2 separate regions of the Homo sapiens genome follow, and region 2 is linked to region 1. The links are chromatin contacts, found by Hi-C or POLR2A ChIA-PET in ENCODE. All regions are on one chromosome and are shown on one strand. Each heading gives the region's core, a stretch centred on a gene start or an enhancer-like site at or near the end of the contact. The rest is flanking DNA. Distances are from core to core; before and after follow the strand shown.

The links. Hi-C counts contacts between places; a loop is a spot of excess contacts on that map. ChIA-PET counts read pairs that join two places held with the same protein, here RNA polymerase II (POLR2A). Pooled maps may share reads with other maps.
Region 2: a loop to region 1 is called in a pooled map, with 5 times the contacts of the local background. The contact joins the promoter of SPRR3 here to the enhancer-like site in region 1. A Hi-C loop is called at or near these places in 1 of 168 maps with a recorded cell type or tissue (PC-9) and 1 of 50 pooled maps. POLR2A ChIA-PET finds 5 or more read pairs at or near these places in 1 of 52 experiments (MCF 10A).

The regions. Positions count from the first base shown.
Region 1 is chr1:152,952,689-152,956,171 of GRCh38, reverse strand. No RefSeq gene overlaps it. Among named protein-coding and RNA genes, the nearest start is that of LINC01527, 5.2 kb to the right of the region's middle. Within about 2 kb of position 1,616, at least 2 of the 41 ENCODE cell types and tissues checked have a DNase peak (open chromatin) inside an H3K27ac peak, as active enhancers do; they include PC-9, where a contact is called at or near this core.
Region 2 is chr1:153,000,388-153,004,042 of GRCh38, reverse strand. It overlaps SPRR3 (small proline rich protein 3), which reads right to left and starts at 2,294. Exons shown (of 2, transcript NM_001097589.2): 1 at 2,250-2,294; 2 at 187-1,041. The coding sequence starts at 1,022. The coding sequence ends at 513.

The DNA.
Region 1 (3,483 bases), core at 367-2,866:
GTTCAACCATTGTGGAAGTCAGTGTGGCGATTCCTCAGGGATCTAGAACTAGAAATACCATTTGACCCAGCCATCCCGTTACTGGGTATATACCCAAATGACTATAAATCATGCTGCTATAAAGACACATGCACACGTATGTTTATTGCGGCATTATTCACAATAGCAAAGACTTGAAACCAACCCAAATGTCCAACAATGATAGACTGGATTAAGAAAATGTGGCACATATACAACATGGAATACTATGCAGCCATAAAAAATGATGAGTTCATGTCCTTTGTAGGGACATGGATGAAATTGGAAATCATCATTCTCAGTAAACTATCGCAAGAACAAAAAACCAAACACCGCATATTCTCACTCATAGGTGGGAATTGAACAATGAGATCACATGGACACAGGAAGGGGAATATCACACTCTGGGGACTGTGGTGGGGTGGGGGGAGGGGGGAGGGATAGCATTGGGAGATATACCTAATGCTAGATGACGAGTTAGTGGGTGCAGCGCACCAGCACGGCACATGTATACATATGTAACTAGCCTGCACAATGTGCACATGTACCCTAAAACTTAAAGTATAATAAAAAAAAAGGGTGGGCCTATATGAAAGACAGATCTATATTTGTTTGTTATTTTTAACAAATTTTTATTTTGGAATAATTTTAGGTTTACAGAAAAATTGCAAAATAGTACAAAGCGGTTTTATATATCCTTCCAGTTTCTCTAATGTTGACTTTTTTCTTCTTTTTAAATTTTTAAAGGAATTTTATTTAATTTATTTTTAATTGACAAATGTGGTATATCTTTATTGTGTACAACAGAATGTTTTGAAATATGCATAAATTGTGGAATGGCTAAATTGAGCTAATTAATATATGTGTACCTTCACATACGATTTTTTTTTTTGTGGGGAGAACACACAATCTACTCTTAGTGATTTTCAAGTGTATAATACATTATTAACTGTAGTCATCACTTGTAGGATAGATCTCTTGAACTTATTCCTCCTATCAAACTGAAATTTTATATTGCTTTGACCAATATCTCCCCAGTCCTTCCCCAATGCCCAGCCTCTGGTAACCACCCTTCTACTTTCTGCTTCCATGAGTTTGACTTTCTAGATCCCACACATAAGTAGATCATGTGGTATTTGTCTTTCTGTGCCAAGAATGATCTATATTTGACTCTCAGCTCTTTCAGCTGGCAAAGTTTATAACCTCTTTGGTTCTTGCTTTCCTCATTTGCAAAATTAAATTTTTTACTTATATGGTAGTAATGTATATTATATAAGATAAGTATTAAGATCCCAGTATAGTGTCTTGCTTATAGTAGTAAATTGCTGCTTAAACACACATACACACACACACACACACCTGGCCCCGGAAGGTGGATGTGTTGGTTCCCTGGAGGGAGGAAAGTTAGTCCTAAGCCCGAGTGCTCTTCAAATACAGATGCATGTTTTAGCTAAGCTTTCTCTACGCCTCCATGCAGAAGCATCTGGTGGCCTTCAACCCCAGACTTACCTCTTTTAGGGTTTTCCATGATGATGAATCATTAGGCGAAGAGATTAAACACAAAGATTAGCGTGAGTCACCTCATACAGAGTCAGAACTGAAAGAAGCTTAGAAATAGTTCAGGAAGTCCAACATTGTCATGTACAGGTGAGGACACTGGGAAAAGGGAATGACTTGTCCTGGGTCCCGCAGAAGAACAGCAGAATAACTAAGACAATACTCAGCTCTCATATACTCTGTCCAGTGCTCCTAATTCAGAGCTCCAGTGTCTCCTAAGTCCACCGAAGATGAGCATTCATGTCACACACATCATCGGCCCTTGGTGGCAGAGGAGACTTGAGCCAAAGGGCTGCCTGGAGAGCCCAGGACAGGGAAAATGGTTCCCTTTTTATTTTATTTAAGAGTGAGATGGAAGCTGCATAGTCTAATTCCTGAGAGTTGACATAAAAATTCCAGAAGACAGAGGACCAAATATCAAGGGTCAGGAGTCTGGGGTAAAACAATGACTGTTCTCTGCGTATGAACAAGACCCCCAGACAACAATAACACACTTAAACATGGCATGCCGAACTGATAGCCCCAAAGTGACTGGGAGGAGTTTCAGCATAGGTGGGTATAAGCCACGCCCAGGGCGTCTTCAGTGCCAGGCATCTGTGATTCTCCCAGGAATGTCAGATTGCCAGGGCACACGTACAAACCTGCAGGAGATGGTGGAGCACACTGAAGCTGGCCGCACCCACAGGCAGGGCTTCCTTCAAAGGATGACTGACTGCCGAGTGCTGAAGCTTCATTGCAGAAATCCATTACCAGCTAGGGTCCCCCTGCTCCCCACAACCTGGGCATACACAGCAGGATGTGCATCTAGCAGTGGGGTTCCCTTTCCCTGGGGCTTGTGGAGGAGGGCATGAGGGAAAGATAGAACACCACTGCTGTCAGAAACTCTGAGCTTCAAATTTAGGACTTGAAGTTCAAGTTATTCTCATTTTTTAGCTTAGAAAGGTTAAGTTGGCCAAGATTAATACAAAAGTAAGGAAGAGGAGATTTGAGCCCAGGTCTGTCACACTCCAAGATGTGTAGGTACTCTCTTTCCTGCACCCTACCATGCCATCTTCCATGGAATTTCTTTGTTTGGAGCAGAATAAAGAGAATATGTATACAAGCACTTCTCTGATGAAGGCATACCCCCTTCGAAGCCCTCAGCATCACACTCTTCATCCTGAGACCTCTGTTCTGTGGAAATTTCACTCAAGCCAGATGGTGAGACATCCTTGCTGGAATGTGGCAGAGGCCTGGAGAAAGGGGAGAGGACAAGTCACTAGGTCACAGGAGTAGAGCTGGATTTGATGTTCTGGGGCCATGCTCAACAGTGGGAATTACAGTGTGAGTGTGTGTGTGCATCTGGGTGTCTGTGAGTGTGTGTCAGTGGGTGTAATCATACTTGAGTGTGATTGACCGCATGTGAGTGTGTGTTGGTGTGTGGTGAGCTCTCATGTGAGGGTTAATGAGCTGTATATTTGTGGGAATATGAGTGTATGTGGACAAACGTGTGAATGTGCAAGAGTGAGTGTGCACAGGGCTGATATTCAGAAGTTACATGCCGGTCTGCACAGATGTTACTGAATCCATGGTTTTAAAAATATTAAAAATATTTTGTAATAGGTGGCCAATGGCTGCCACACCAACTTCCCTTCCTGTCATGCCCTGGCACCACCCTGGTTGCTTACGCAGCCCCCCACACCATAAGGATATAAGGAGGCTGATGCATCCACAGCAGGGGGCCTCTAGGACTTGACCCCAGCTTCCACTCTCAACGCTCAATGTCAGTCTGAGAGGCGTAGATATTATTTTGATGTCTACATCAAATGATGTAAAAACATGCATGAGTATATTTGTGTACATACAAGTGTAAGTGTGTGACTGCGAACGTGCCTAGCTCTGCCTTTCTAGTGAAACAGTGGATGGTAA
Region 2 (3,655 bases), core at 1,045-3,544, 47 kb before region 1:
CATCACACCAGGCCCATTGCCATTCCAGGAACACCTCAACTGTAACCCCATACACCCATAGAAACAAACAGTACTGGGGTTAAATAGATGACTTCTACATCAACTCCTCTCTGTCTATAGGTCCTGACTCACAATGGGGAAACAAGGAAGGAGGAAGATTCTGCCAATGACACACACAGCCAAGACTGGAATTAAAAGCAATTTAATGAGGGAAGAGCAGGAAACATGCATTTCTTTTCATTCGAATCTTCAGATGAACCCTGAGCAGCCGAAGACCAGAAAAGCCATGAAGACTTTCTGCTTAATTCAGGGGCTTACAGGATTCTTCAGAGTGTGTGTGAACAAAAGCTTTATAGTACGTATTTTTAGGATACAAATAAGAGAGAGACTATGGCTTGGGGTGACAATGTGCTGATTACAAGGTCTACAGACAATTAAGACACAGAAACAGATGGGAAGAGGGTGTCCAGCATCTGGTGGTTGGCTTCTCAAGGGCTTGTCTGTGCACCAAATTACTTCTGCTTGGTCTTCTGCTGAGCTGGGCCTGGAGTGACCGTTGAAGGACATGGCTCTGGTAGCTTTGTGTAGCCTGGCACAGGAACTTTGGTGTATCCTTGCTCAGGAACTTTGATGGCACCTGGCTCAGGAAACTTGATGAAGCCTTGGTCAGGGACCTTGATGCTGCCTGGTTCAGGGACCTTGGTGTAGCCTGGCTCAGGGACCTTGGTACAACCTGGCTCAGGGACCTTGGTACAGCCTGGCTCAGGGACCTTGGTACAACCTGGCTCAGGGACCTTGGTACAGCCTGGCTCAGGGACCTTGGTACAGCCTGGCTCAGGGACCTTGGTACAGCCTGGCTCTGGAATCTTTGTGTTTCCAGGTTGTGGAACCTTTGAGTGGCATGGCTCCTTGGTTGTGGGAACAAATATTTCCTGAGGTGGAGGCTGGCTGGGTTGTTTCACCTGCTGCTGTTGAAGCTGAGGTGGTGGGGTAAAGGTCTGCTTCTGCTGGTAAGAACTCATGCTTCAAAGGATGCTGGACCTAGAGACAAAACAGCTAATTCAGTGCTTTGATTAAGTAGGAATGAAGCCCAGTTTAATGACAAATATCTGTCATTTCATTCTCCTTCAGAACTGAGAGCCTCTCTTTTCTTTCTTTTTCCCTGAATTTGAGATCATGGGATGCTTTGGTGATCCCCACTTATCTTCCAGAGAATAAGGTAAAGTTGATTTCTTCCACATCGTGTAAATGGAGCCTTTCTTTATGCTTCTTTTCTTCCTGGTACATCTAAAAACCTACGTACAACATGAAAACACATACAAATATGCAAATATATACTCTGAAGCTTTCGCTTACACACTCTTTGAAGAATCCTCTAAGCTCCTGAATTAAGCAGAAAGTCTTAGTGGCTTTTCTGGTCTTCAGCTGCTCAGGGATCATCTGAGGAATTGAGTGAAAAGAAATGCATGTTTCTTGCTCTTCCCTGATTAAATCACTTTTAATACCACTCTTGGCTGTGTGTCATTGGCTGAAGATTGATGTGACACCTCAGTTTTTCCATAAGTTGGAAAGATTTTAAGGTCAGCAGTCTAGAATCTACTCACTCATGTCCTCCTTATAGAGTGCGATAGTTCTCCCAGGAGAACTCTTATCTAAACTTCCCCCTAAGGCTCCCACAATCCACCTGGGAGCCTCTGTTCACACTGTGCCTGCTGCACATGCTCTCTGGCAGGCTCTCCACATCATCGCTGCCTCCCCACACATGCCCACCTCTCATGGCTGTCCTTCCTGATGCTCTCACCTTCCTCGTTTTGCCACAGCATGATACTTGCTTTCCCTCTCTGCTAATCACTCCCCATGCTGTATGTTTGCAAATTTTAGTCAAGTATATGTTTTCTAATGGATTATACATTCATGCAATAAAGAAAAACTTATCTTTTGATCATCAAAATTGCCAATGTAGTGCCTTCTATATTAAAAATTTTCAATACATGTTGACAGGAGAGTGCTCTTGAAGTGGGTATATTGTCTTGCTAACTTAGCAAGCCTTTACAGAAATCACTCCCCTTTTCTGATCCTAAGTTCCACACCTGTAATCTGAGTGGAAAGTCAAAATATGTATAAGGTCACCTTAAACAAAAGTCGTTATTGCATTTAAAATAAATATATTCATTGCATAGCAAAGAGATCTCAATCAAAATAAAGAAACTATTGGAGAATATTAAGGTGTTCCTAATGCGGAGACTCACCTGCTGTGCAGAGAAGGTCGAGGTGTTCAGCCTCTGGGATCTGGTGAAGAGTCTCTTGTTAGCTGGTATTTATATAGAAAATGAGCCCTGCCTTAAGAAAATTGGATTTTTTAAAAGACTGCTCTAACTTCATTCCAGCTTTTGTGATAAGTATCTCTGGCTTAACATTTTTTGTCACTTAAGCTCTGACAGTGATGTCACCTGGGCCTGACTCACTGTCCACCCTTTGTGGTGTGGTTGCTGTGGGCAAAGGTCTTCTTGAATGGCAATGGATTAAATTAGGAGGAAGTACCATGCTCCTAGGACTAGAACGAGCCAGGCCTCTTGGCCTGGGCCCTAATCTTTAGCCAGATTAGTCCTATTGGGCTTCCTCATGGTTGAAGTGGACATGGAAATAACAATAGGCATTTCTGGTTCTGCGAGGCCATGGGGATGGTGCAGAATAAGTGAATCATCTGATTTTCAGTCTCTTACTGGATTTGGACCTGGGAGGAGCAATGGAAGGCAAAATGCCTGCTTTGGAAATAAGTTGCTTTCACTGTGAAGGGCGCCTTAAGGTGCCGTGTTGATCAGGGATAGTAGATGTCATTGAGATGGACAGGCAGGATTGACTGGATCTGTGTGACATTGTGGCTCAGCCCTGAAGACCCTGCCTCTTGTGGTATCTTTCTTCTCCAGGAGTGACATAGGAAGAGGAGCGTGCTGATTCCCTAGGTTCATACACCAGCCATTTCCTCTGATCACTACAGGATGAACCTCAAGTCACTAACTCAGAGTTGCCCTCAATACACACTCTCTTACTAGACGCGGCCCTTGGAAAATCCAGACATCCTTACATCTCAGGCATGTGAATAGCTCCTCCTTTCCCAATGTTCCACGACTGTGTTACTCCCTTGAACCTGATGCCCAGCTCCTTCCACCAGGTTCTGAAAGCCCCTTGTTCTACTTCAGCGTCACACAGTGCCTGGTTATCATGGGTGTTAAGTCAATGGACAGTCATTGTTCTCCTGAATAGAGCTGTAGGTTCATGGAAGGGAGAAAGGAAGTGAGAAAGAAACAGAGATAGATAAAGAAGAAAGGAAAGAAAGAAAGAAAGAGAGAGAGAGAGAAGGAAAGAAAGAAAGAAAGGAAGGAAGAAAGGAAGGGGAGGGGAAGGAAAGGAAAAGAAAAGAAAAGAGAAAAGAAAAGAGGAAAGATAGGGAGGGAGGGAGGAAGGCAGGAAGCCACAAGGCAGTTTCTTGGGCATGATTCACTGTCCTGTGCCAGGCCTCCTGGTGTGAGCTGAGAAGAGGTGTGAGCTGATAATTCATGAAGGAGAAGAGGCTTACCCTCCCTTCCACACCCATGTCCTTCCCTCTCTGCTAGCATTTGTTTGACCGGCCACTTCCCTCTGGGATGGGCCAGGG